Regions from separate parts of the Homo sapiens genome. Here region 1 is linked to region 2. Evidence: chromatin loops called from intact Hi-C (ENCODE). Cell type or tissue: heart left ventricle. All regions are shown on one strand.

The links. Peaks named below come from ENCODE experiments on the same cell type or tissue, not always from the same donor. Only the 100,000 strongest peaks of a DNase experiment are listed, where the experiment ranks them.
Region 1: a loop joins it to region 2, with 2.4 times the contacts of the local background. A loop is called at or near these places in 1 of 110 quality-filtered maps.

Annotation. Positions count from the first base shown.
Region 1 is chr22:46,970,837-46,975,836 of GRCh38, forward strand. TBC1D22A (TBC1 domain family member 22A) reads left to right here. Exons shown (of 13, transcript NM_014346.5): 9 at 3,454-3,563. Among named protein-coding and RNA genes, the nearest start is that of TBC1D22A-AS1, 57 kb to the left of the region's middle. In heart left ventricle, no CTCF peak of the experiment used is centred here; DNase peaks (open chromatin) are centred at 90, 445, 828 and 2,509; H3K27ac peaks cover 1,406 bases.
Region 2 is chr22:47,033,268-47,038,267 of GRCh38, forward strand. It overlaps TBC1D22A (TBC1 domain family member 22A), which reads left to right. Exons shown (of 13, transcript NM_014346.5): 11 at 3,804-3,931. Among named protein-coding and RNA genes, the nearest start is that of TBC1D22A-AS1, 120 kb to the left of the region's middle. In heart left ventricle, no CTCF peak of the experiment used is centred here; a DNase peak (open chromatin) is centred at 2,034.

The DNA.
Region 1 (5,000 bases), 62 kb before region 2:
CCATACACCCAGGGACAGGGCTCCTCTGGGTGGCCTTGGACCTTCCCAGGCTATCTCCCCAGGGGCCAGACACACCAGCCCGTGGGTATTTTCTGCAGCTTGTCCTGGCCCTCACCCCGCTGTCACAGCCTGGAGTCCAGAGTGCCCTGTGCCACTCTGTGTGCCTTTGCCAAAGTGGGGGATGCTTTCTCTGGCGGGGGATATTTATCTCATTCTAACAATAAGGGTAATTCCAATTCTCCTGGCGTTTAGAAGACAAATCACCACGGGGGCTCTCTGAGTTAAATGCCATTACTTCATTACCTTGAAGAGTAACAAATGGCCCATTGTGAGAAATGACACCTAGAATAGGCCACTGACATTTCCTCAGATAAAATAACAAGCCAGCTAAACAGACCAAGAGAGCGAGGCTCCTGCCTGGCTCACGCGGCGCCTGGCTCTGCGAGTCGGAGCTGCCACAGCCCAGCTGCATCTGTGCACTCAGGCAGAGGCTGTCAAGGTCTGGGAGGCCTTAGTTCCCTGTTTACTCTTATTATCTCTGAGGAAATGTCTCCATGCTTGGAAGGCCCTTGAAAGAGGATACGTCGATGGGAAACTTCTCAGAGGAAGCCTGCTGATGATTGCTGCTGATTCAGTTCCCTGAGAAGAGGAAATAAAATCAGACCCACTCTAGGCCAGCAGAACGTTGAGTTGATTCTGCCCAAACTGTTTTCCCAGGGAGGAAGTGATGCCAGGGGGAGGCCACTTACCCTCCTGTCTATTTGCTTGGCTTTTGCTGCCGGTCCTTCCAGTAGGAAAGGCGTTACGAGGGGGCTGGACTTGGAGTCGAGGCAGGCCTGTCCTGCTCACTCCCACCATTGCCTCACAAAGCACACTGATCAGCGCGTGGAGGCTTAGTTTCTGCATCTGTGAACCGGCAGAAATAACACCTCCCACCTTGGGCTGCCGTGGGAAATTGGGAGACAGGGCCTTTCCCTGGGAGTCCCTGTGGGGGCTTCATCAGAGGGTGTGCTCAGGTCAACCCGGGCTCCTGCGCCAGCAGAGTTTTGAGACCAGACACCTTGCCACTTGCTGGAGGGAGAGCCTGCAGCCCGGCAGGGAGCCGGTGGGTGGACAGAACCACCAGGAGAGTGCTGGTGTCATGGGCACACCCGGCTGGGAGGAGGGTCAGGGGACAGAGCCATGGCCAGCCAGCAGCACTTGTCATCCTAGCCCCGCATTCGAGGAATGGGGAACTGGGACCTGCCTTTTAGGGTGAAAACATGGGCCAAGAGAGTGAGGGCCTGGTTGCACCCGGTATGCTGTGGACAATGGTGTCCTTCACAAGCCCGGGTCCCAGGAGGAACCCATCCATTTCCCCATGCCACTGGGTGACTCCGACACCTAACATTGATGTTTCCAATCTTTAAAGTCGCTTGTTTTCCCCTTTAATTCATGAGCATCTTGAGGGCGTCAGGTCTCTCACTCATGTCTGTGCCTGGTGCCTGGTGTATAGGGACAGATCCCGCCCACGGGACCGGCTCTCTGTGTCCACATTACCCCTTGGTGGAGACAGCCCAGGGTCTACCAGCCGAGGCATGCAGAGACGCGGCGTGGCCTGGCCGTAGGGGTGCGGCTCAGTCGTGAAGAGGAGTGAGGCATTGACACGGGCTGCCGCATGGATGACTCTGGAGAACATTGTGCTCAGTGAGAAGGAGCCAGTCACAGAGGGCCGCAGAGCCTGATTCCAGCAGTGTGAAATGTCCAGAATAGGCAACTCCATAGAGACAGAGGCAGGTTCGTGGTTGCCAGGCGTGGGGTGGGGAGTGGGGAGCGGCTGCTGAAGGGTCCAGGGTTTCTTTCCGTGGTGATGCAAAGGCTCTGGAACTAGCGGTGACGCTTGTGACCCTACTCAAGACCACTCTGTCGCACACGCTAAAGAGTGGATTTTATGGCGGATGAATTATCTCTCCGTTTACAAAACCCAGAACCAAATCAAAGCAATACCCATGGAGTGACTGAGGGTCCACCCCCAGCACCCCAGAGAGAGGAGTGATGTGCGAACTGGCTGGAATCCGCCCACCCTCCCACGTTCCCGCAGGTCCCGCCATGTTGGATGTGTCCAGGGCTGTTGCCTCCCTGTCCAGGCCCTCGAGCGCCCAGCTGCTCACTCCTGCTGGAGGGTCAGACACGGAGGCGCTCTTGCCCTTTTATCCTGCTGGTTCTGGGGTGAACCAAGAACCGTGGGAGGTGGCGTGTCACCTCGTCTCTTCCAGTCACACACTTCAGTGTGAGTTAGCAATTGTGCAGGGCTGCGACTGGGGAAGCAGCGCGATGGGATAGGACTGTACACGACACGAATGTGAGGTGGGCCTCTGGGTCCTCAGGGAGCACTTAGGGACCTGGGTTCTGGGACCAGTAGGTGGGGCTGCATCTGGCACCCCCCTCCCCATGTGTACCAGGCTGCTCGGCATAGCCACGGCCCTGCCCCTCTTTACCCCGCTGTTGTCCGGGGCTCAAGGGTGGTGACAGCAGAGTGGTGACAGCTGAAATGAGCACGCACATTCACAGTGCGCAGGAGAGGGCCTGGCGCGTCAGCAGACCCCGGTCAACACCAGCGGCAGCATCATCCGTATCAGGATTGTGATGTTTATCTGCTTCAACCTTTCTACATATATTCTGGGTTGAAATGTTTCTTTTCTTAAAGAACGTTTTCCTTGCGAAGATGCCATGCAAATAAAACTAAAGTAAAAAAAAATTAAAAATAGGGAAGATAATTTTTAAAACATTTATGAGTATTTTGCTGGATGACAACAGTTTTGTAAGGATCTAAAATTAGTTTGTTCAAATATCTGATAAGCCATTTCAATTAGGCATCTGTTTTGCATTTTAAAAACTTTTAGATTGTGTTTTCTCATTCGGTTTTTTGTACTTTAAGAAGGAAATTATTTAGAGCGCCATTGTCTGTTCTATCTTTGACGCACATCTGTGGTACGGCTTTCTGGGGTTTTGATCATAGCATGGAAGTATTTACCCAGTGCAGTTTTGGAAACTCTAACTTTGGAAAGAGGTTTTTAGAGGAATTATTGCCAAATGAATATGTAAATATATCAGAAGCAGAGTTTTCAAAATCTTAGGAAAAAACTTTCAGATCTGTTAGGATTAAGTAATATATTCTATTTTCTCTCTTATTAGAATGTGAAATGCCTGAGAAGCAATAGTTTATAATGTATTAATTATGTTAATTAATTGGAGAAGATTCAGAATATTAATTATCTGCAACTAATTAGGTGTTAAGATTGAGAAGCATTAAGTGATGAGGTGGAAGGCTGCATGAGTCATTTAGCTAGACTGATGAGAGTGGGTGGAGGGAGCTGGATGCAGGCTCAGCTCTGTTCCTCCGTGGGCCCCCTCGTGGGTCGAGGTCCCGTGTGGCTAAGTCTCCTTGTCTTTTGCATGCTCGGCGCCGCCCAGAGGCAGAGGAGGTGGACACGGTGGACGTCTCCGGCGTGCCCGCAGAGGTGCTGTGCAACATCGAGGCCGACACCTACTGGTGCATGAGCAAGCTGCTGGATGGCATTCAGGTGAGCGCCCGCGCCCACGGGACACAGCCCACGCCCACAGCCCCTGCGGTGAAGAGAGCCTGAGGCCTTAGGCTGCTCCTGAGTCTCAGTGTGGCCATGCAGTCCCTCCTGAAGCCTCACTTTTCTACATCTGGAATAGCACAGACCCCTCCGGGTTGACGAGGGGTGAGACACAGTGTATGTGCCCCTCGTTCTGGGCACGGTCACGTGTCCTGCTGAGGGCCCAGTGGGAAGGCGAGGTGCAGAGTCTGATCCCCTGCTGCCTGCAGACTGTAGCCACCACCACCAAATAGGGCACAGGCTCACGGTAGCTATGTGTGTGTGGCTAGCTGTGCTAAGAGGGATCCTCCTTAAAGGGCCTCAGATCGGGGGCCACAGCTCCTGGCCTCTGACACCAGGCTGTGAGCCCTCGCCTGCAGTATTGGTGGCCAGGGCTCCAGGTGCGTGGGGCGCTGCAGCTGTGCCTGCTCCCAGAGAGCAACACGAGCTGGTGGGAGTCCCCTGCACCACAGTGGGGACCCTGCGGGTCTCTGCATCAGCTAGGGTTAGTGGCTGAGATTTCTGTAGAAAAGCCACAGGTCTCCCAGTGACGGCCAATCCTATGGCATGGTGTAGGGGCAGATTCCCACACAGTACCTGGGAAGGACCTTGTTGGTAGGTGAGTCAGGAATGAGGACTGGAGCCAGCTGATACTACAGAGGAACAGCTGAGGGGGATGGATGGGCCCTGGAGTGGGTGTGGGCGTCTTAGTTTATTTGAGGCCAGTACATCCTTTCTAGACACTCGCTTCCTGTGAGGTGCTGTGCTCCACACCCGGGCATAGTGGCGAGTAAGGGTGAGGCCTGCTCCGGAAGCTCACTCGGGGTGGAGGGTAGACGGGTGAGTATGGCATGAGGGGACAGAAGGCACTCGACCCCAAAGACCCAAAGGTGGGAAGAAGTAGATTACAGGGGACAGTGAATTTTGCTGACAGAGCAGGACTTGTCAGATAGAGGAGGGTCAAAGCCCAGAGCGCGGTTTGGGTCGGTAATCGTTTTCTGAGGGACCAAACACCAAGATCATCACGGGTGTTCGCATGTAGATGGCTCTCTGCTGAGAGCTGGGGCCTCCCGGGAGGGTCTGCATGTTCTGCCAGCATCCCTGTTATCCCAGCTCAAAGGGGGGCCCTCATCTGAGAGACACAGAGATGGGGTTGTCACTTGACATCTGCATTGCCTAGCAGGGCTTGGCTTTTCCTGAGCCATTGCGGTAAAGGTTGTTCCTGATACCACTAAGTGAAGAGGTCTCAGCTCATCTACTTGATTCAGAATCATCAGAATATGGCTTTTATAGCCTGTGGTCTAAGGTTTAGACTCCAAGTTTAATTTGAATATATTAGCTAAAAGGTTCCGTTGAGGAAAGACGTGTGGTTTTTGCTGTTACTTTTCATGATGTAGG
Region 2 (5,000 bases):
TAGCTGCAGATTAACTTCAGGTTAGAAATGATTCTGTAAGTTCTTTGAAAAGAACGTCATGTTCTAGGGTGTGGCTGGAAAACTCCTCGCTATTGCTGTGTTGAGAAATAGAAGTAGAGGAGGACGGCCAGGCTGGGAATGTGTCCATCTTCCGGTTACCTGTTTGCTCTCTGTACTCATTCGTTCATCACAGTCACCTGACAGACACTCATGGATGCTCAGTTGTGTGTACTGGGGGCCGGGGAAACAAAGGCGACACAGACCTGGACCCACACCTGACCAGCTCACACCCCAGGGTGGGCAGGCACCCTGAGCACTTATGCCCCTTTCGTGATAAATGCTTCCATAGAGGTGTGTATAGAACGAAGAAGAGGGGGAGGCTCACAGCTTGGGGTGTTTCTGGAAGCATCCAGGAGTTTTGACGTCTGGGTAGCCTCGCACTGAGCAGAGACAGGTGCCCTGGTGGAAGGCTGCCATGAGGGTGAGCCCGGGGCGCGGGGAAGCCTGCGTGGTAGCATGGGTGTTGTTGGTCACCTGGTGCCACCGCAGGAGGCATGGCATTGCAGGGGAAGGCAGCGGTGAAGGCCGAGGAGGGAGTGGGGGTCTGGTGCCTTTCTTAGGCACTCTGACTTCATTCTGGGGGCCAGTGTCTCTTCATCTGTGGGGATCCTGAGACACCTCCTGGCACCCCCTTTGGTCTCTCTGTCCCCCGAGGGATGAGCAGCCGTGGGATTAAATTCTGCGGGGGCTTCAGCCTCAGGGGCCCCTCGGCAGCACCGTTTTGTTCTCTCCACTTGCCGCGCTGCCCTTTACTTATTAGAGACTATGGGAACCATTTTTTGGTAGTGAAATTAGTTTTATTTTAAAAATAAATGTCTTTAATAAAGCGGCAGTGGATTAGAAGGAAGCTGTTAAGTGAGCAACACGCTGGCGCTGCCTCTGGACCTGCACTGCAGCCCTCCCCTCCCTCAGTGTGGAGCTCTTGGAGTGGGTGTCCTGCGTGAGCCACTGGGACCTGTCCTTCCTGTCTCTGTGAGCCTGTGTGGTGCCGCGTCCTTGTGTGACCTGCCCTCTGAGGCGTTCCCAGTGCAGAGATGTCACTGGCACGTCAGCATCTTCTCTAGAGTCTCTGACATCCCACCTGGAAGAGTCTGACTGAGAGTCGAGATGAGAATCTGTATTTAACAGCTCCTGTGCTCCCGTGGTGATGATGAAGAGGAGGGGGAGGAGGAAGATGAAGACACGATGATGTCCAGCCCTGTTTGGGAATCCCTGAGGTCACTGCCAAGCCCACTGCACCCTGGCATCAGGCCTTCCTTGCCCTGCAAGCGGGCCCCTGCGTTCCCTGTGCCCCGGCTGTCTCTGGGCCTGGCTCCTCAAACGTTTCTAGCCCAACACCTTTCAGAAGTGCTCCAAGGCAGGGGAGGCAATCCCTGGCCTATGTGCCGGGGACTTTGGACGACGGAGCTCGAACAGGCCCAGTGCAAAGATGAAATTGCATTGAAATCGCAGTTTTATCCTAACAACTGATGACGATAATTGACTTTATGGCATATTATGCATTGGTTTTGGTTTTAATACACAAATAACATTTTCAGTCGCTCAGAATAAACTGTCCTTGCTGCTCGCGTGTGACGCTCTTTGCTTGCAGCCGACTCTGGCACTGATGCGTCAGGCTCCCTGAGTCCTGAGGCACCAGCGTTCCCAGCCACTCGTCCACCCAAATGTTCCACCTCTGAAGCTCTCCTGGGGGCAGGGGAGACAGGTGGGCTTGCTAATGAAGAAGTGTGGGCATCTGTGGCCGTGTGTGTAGTCTGCGCCAGACCTCTTCATAAAGCAAAAAGCCAACCAACCCCCTGCTGTAGCAACTGAGTATCTGAGGTGAGCAGATGCCATCTGGAGGAGCTGCCCTGCAGGCTGCTCTGCTGCCAGGGACCCCCACCCCCGCCTGCCTCCGGGGCCTGCCTGGCCTGCTTGTACCTGCTCTCTCTGCAGGCCTGGAGCCCTTAGTGCTCAAGTTTGTTACCGCAGAGGCAGCGCACAGTGGTGGGGGTGTGGGTGCCTCTGGGTCCAGGCAGCCTCCTGGAGGGCAGTCCTGTGGGTCGTGGGCAAGGCTGTCCAGCCTCCCTGGTGACTTCCTCCCAGGCTGGCCCCTGGGGCTCAGAACAGCCTTTGCTGTTCTGCTCCACCCAGTTCTGCAGTTTCCACAATTAATTATTCACTGTCGTGTTGGAATGGAGCGTGTATTGCTGCATCTACCCCACAGTGTGAAGCAGGCCTCATCCTGCAGGCATCCCCTGACACCCAGCCCTACAGGAGCCCCGCCCCAGCACGTTTGCCCTGGTCAGCTGAGGACAGCAGTGGTTTAGGGGAGGAGGGTGACAGTGAGGGCAGAGACAGTGAAGGGACCAGCTCCCGCCACAGCAGGGTCCCATCATGGGACCAGAGCTGCCCATGCTTTTCCAGGGCCAGCTTAGTGGAGCCTGCTTGGAAACCAGCCCCTGTCCTTAGGTGAGGGCAGCTCCCGGTCCCACGGCCCTGAAGTCCAGGCCGGCACCCGCATGTCTTAGTAGAGCTCCTGGTCCGTCAGGTGGACGGCATTGCAGGATGGACCCTCCTGTTCCTCTTCCCCCTGCTTCTCGCTTGTTGCTGAAATATTGCAAGTTACCAGGGACTTGAGTAAAACAAACCAGTAAACAGAACACTAGCTTTTCTCTGGTATTTGTTTATTTGCCATTTCTAGAACTTTCTTTGAGGGAATGGCGATCCCTGTGAAGTGTTTCGGGGTCACTTCTCAGGGCAAGCCAGGATTAGGTAAGCGTGGAGAGAAGGGAGGTGTAACTTGGAAGCAGGGTAAGGAAGTGAGCTGCAGAAAGAAGGCTCTCAGCAGCCCTCAGGTGCACCTGCGTTTTAAAAACCAAGGATCCACTATCCGGCTCAATTGGGCAATAATTAGTAATGATTATTTGTTTTTATAAAGCAGCACCCATTCTTCTAGGCCCTTTAGAGTAGGACCTCATGGGCAGAATGTTGGAAAGAGGAGCATAGGCACCATGATCACTGGGATTTTGCCTCCAGGAGTGACACCGCCAGGACTCAGCAGGGGGTGAGGCAGGGAGCACGGGGTCTGAGCTGAGGCTGCAAAGCTGCCGCCCACCACAGCTTGATGAGAGGGGAGCGCATGTGGCTGGTGTGAGCGTGTGCTTCTGGGAGTGATGCTTGGTAAAGCCTGGCTCTTTCCAGAGGCCCAGCTGTGTCAGGGGTGTCCCCATCCTGCAGTCGAGGGGTGTCCTTCACCTGGCCTGCAGGCCTTGTGTCCCACTTGCGCACTCAACGGTTGGGTCCAGGCATAGGTGGAGCATTTCCCTGGACAAGATTGGGCCCCTCCTGAGGAGCTGGCAAGCTCATCTCCTCTCTCTAAGCCCCTCCTGGGACACCAGCCTGGGTCTGTGGAGCTTCTGTGGAGCGGGGAAAGAGCGCCTATCTGTGGAGCCCCACGGTGTGGGTGTCGACTCAAGCCCCCCCATCTTCCTGGGTGTTAGGGCGTGAAGCACCCGAACATGTCCATGATTATAATCATCACTTCAGCAGCACCACCATCTTTCGCTTTCCTGTAGGAAGGGAGAGCTGTAGTCTCTCATTAATAGAATCAGTTCTTTGCTCCTTGGGGGTTGTTGCTTGGGATTCCCTGTTGGAGTGGGGTTCTGAGGCGGGCGCAGGCCCTTGGGGGACAAGTGACCTGGCTGCCAGTGCCTCCATAGGGCTCCCCTGACAGCCTTGGGGCCTGTGTTTGTTTTGTGCAGAGCAAGTGCACCGGCACCTGGACCAACACGAAGTGAGATACCTGCAGTTTGCCTTCCGCTGGATGAACAACCTGCTGATGAGGGAGGTGCCCCTGCGTTGTACCATCCGCCTGTGGGACACCTACCAGGTGAGCTCTCCTTCGCACCCTCCGCCATGGGGGTGCCAGGAGCCCGGGCCGTTTCCTGTCGCCTTCTGCCCTGGGCCTGTGTGCTGCATTCGATTTTTTCTTCCAAGCGCTCTCTCCATTGAAATGCGGTCTTTAAAAAGTATACTCCTGGCCGGGCGCGGTGGCTCATGCCTGTAATCCTAGCACTTTGGGAGGCCAAGGTGGGTGGATTGCCTGAGCTCAGGAGTTCGAGACCAATCATGGGCAACATGGCAAAACCCCGTCTCTACTAAAAACAGAAAAAATTAGCCAAGTGTGGTGGCCCACACCTGTATTCTTAGCTACTCAGAGGCTGAGGCATGAGAATTGCTTGAACCCGGGAGGCGGAGGTTGCAGGGAGCCAAGCTTGCGCCACTGCACTCCAGCCTGGGTGGCAGAGCGAGACTCCATCTCAAAAAATAAATAAATAAAAATAAAAGAGTATACTCCTGGCATGCTTTTTATCTGAGAAGATGTAAAACAGGGAAAAGAACTTCAGGCCGTTCTCTTTGTGGCTGAGTTTCATTCTGCCTGCGTGGTGACAGCAGCCTTGAGCTCTCTGGGAATTCACATCCTGAGCAGTGTGCTAGGAGGATGCGAGGGATGCTGGTGACTCTGCTGTGAGTTTGAGCTGCTTCTGCCAAAAAACTCACGCTCAGGACTCACACCTTGTCTATATTTTGAGTTACATATAATAAAGATTTTTTAAAAAATCACAGATTCAGTGTGTATGAAATTTTCTACTCTTCACCAATTCTGATGAAATTCAATTCTTCAGGAGGTTGAGTTTTCTGGAACAAGCCACCTCTCTTCCCTTGAGTGTCCCATCACTTATTCTAGCACCTTTTCATTTTGTTCGAGATGTTTGCTGAAGCGGAGGCGGTGCTGTGGGGGGTTTACGCGCCAGCCTTTCATCATCAGTTACAAATAGCAGGCACCATTATGTGGGATTAGGAATCAAATCTCTACAGAGTGCTAAAGAAAGAAGCGTATGGCTGGTTTTCATCCCGGCACCTCAAGAGCCAGGCTTTCTACCACAGTGAGCACAGCC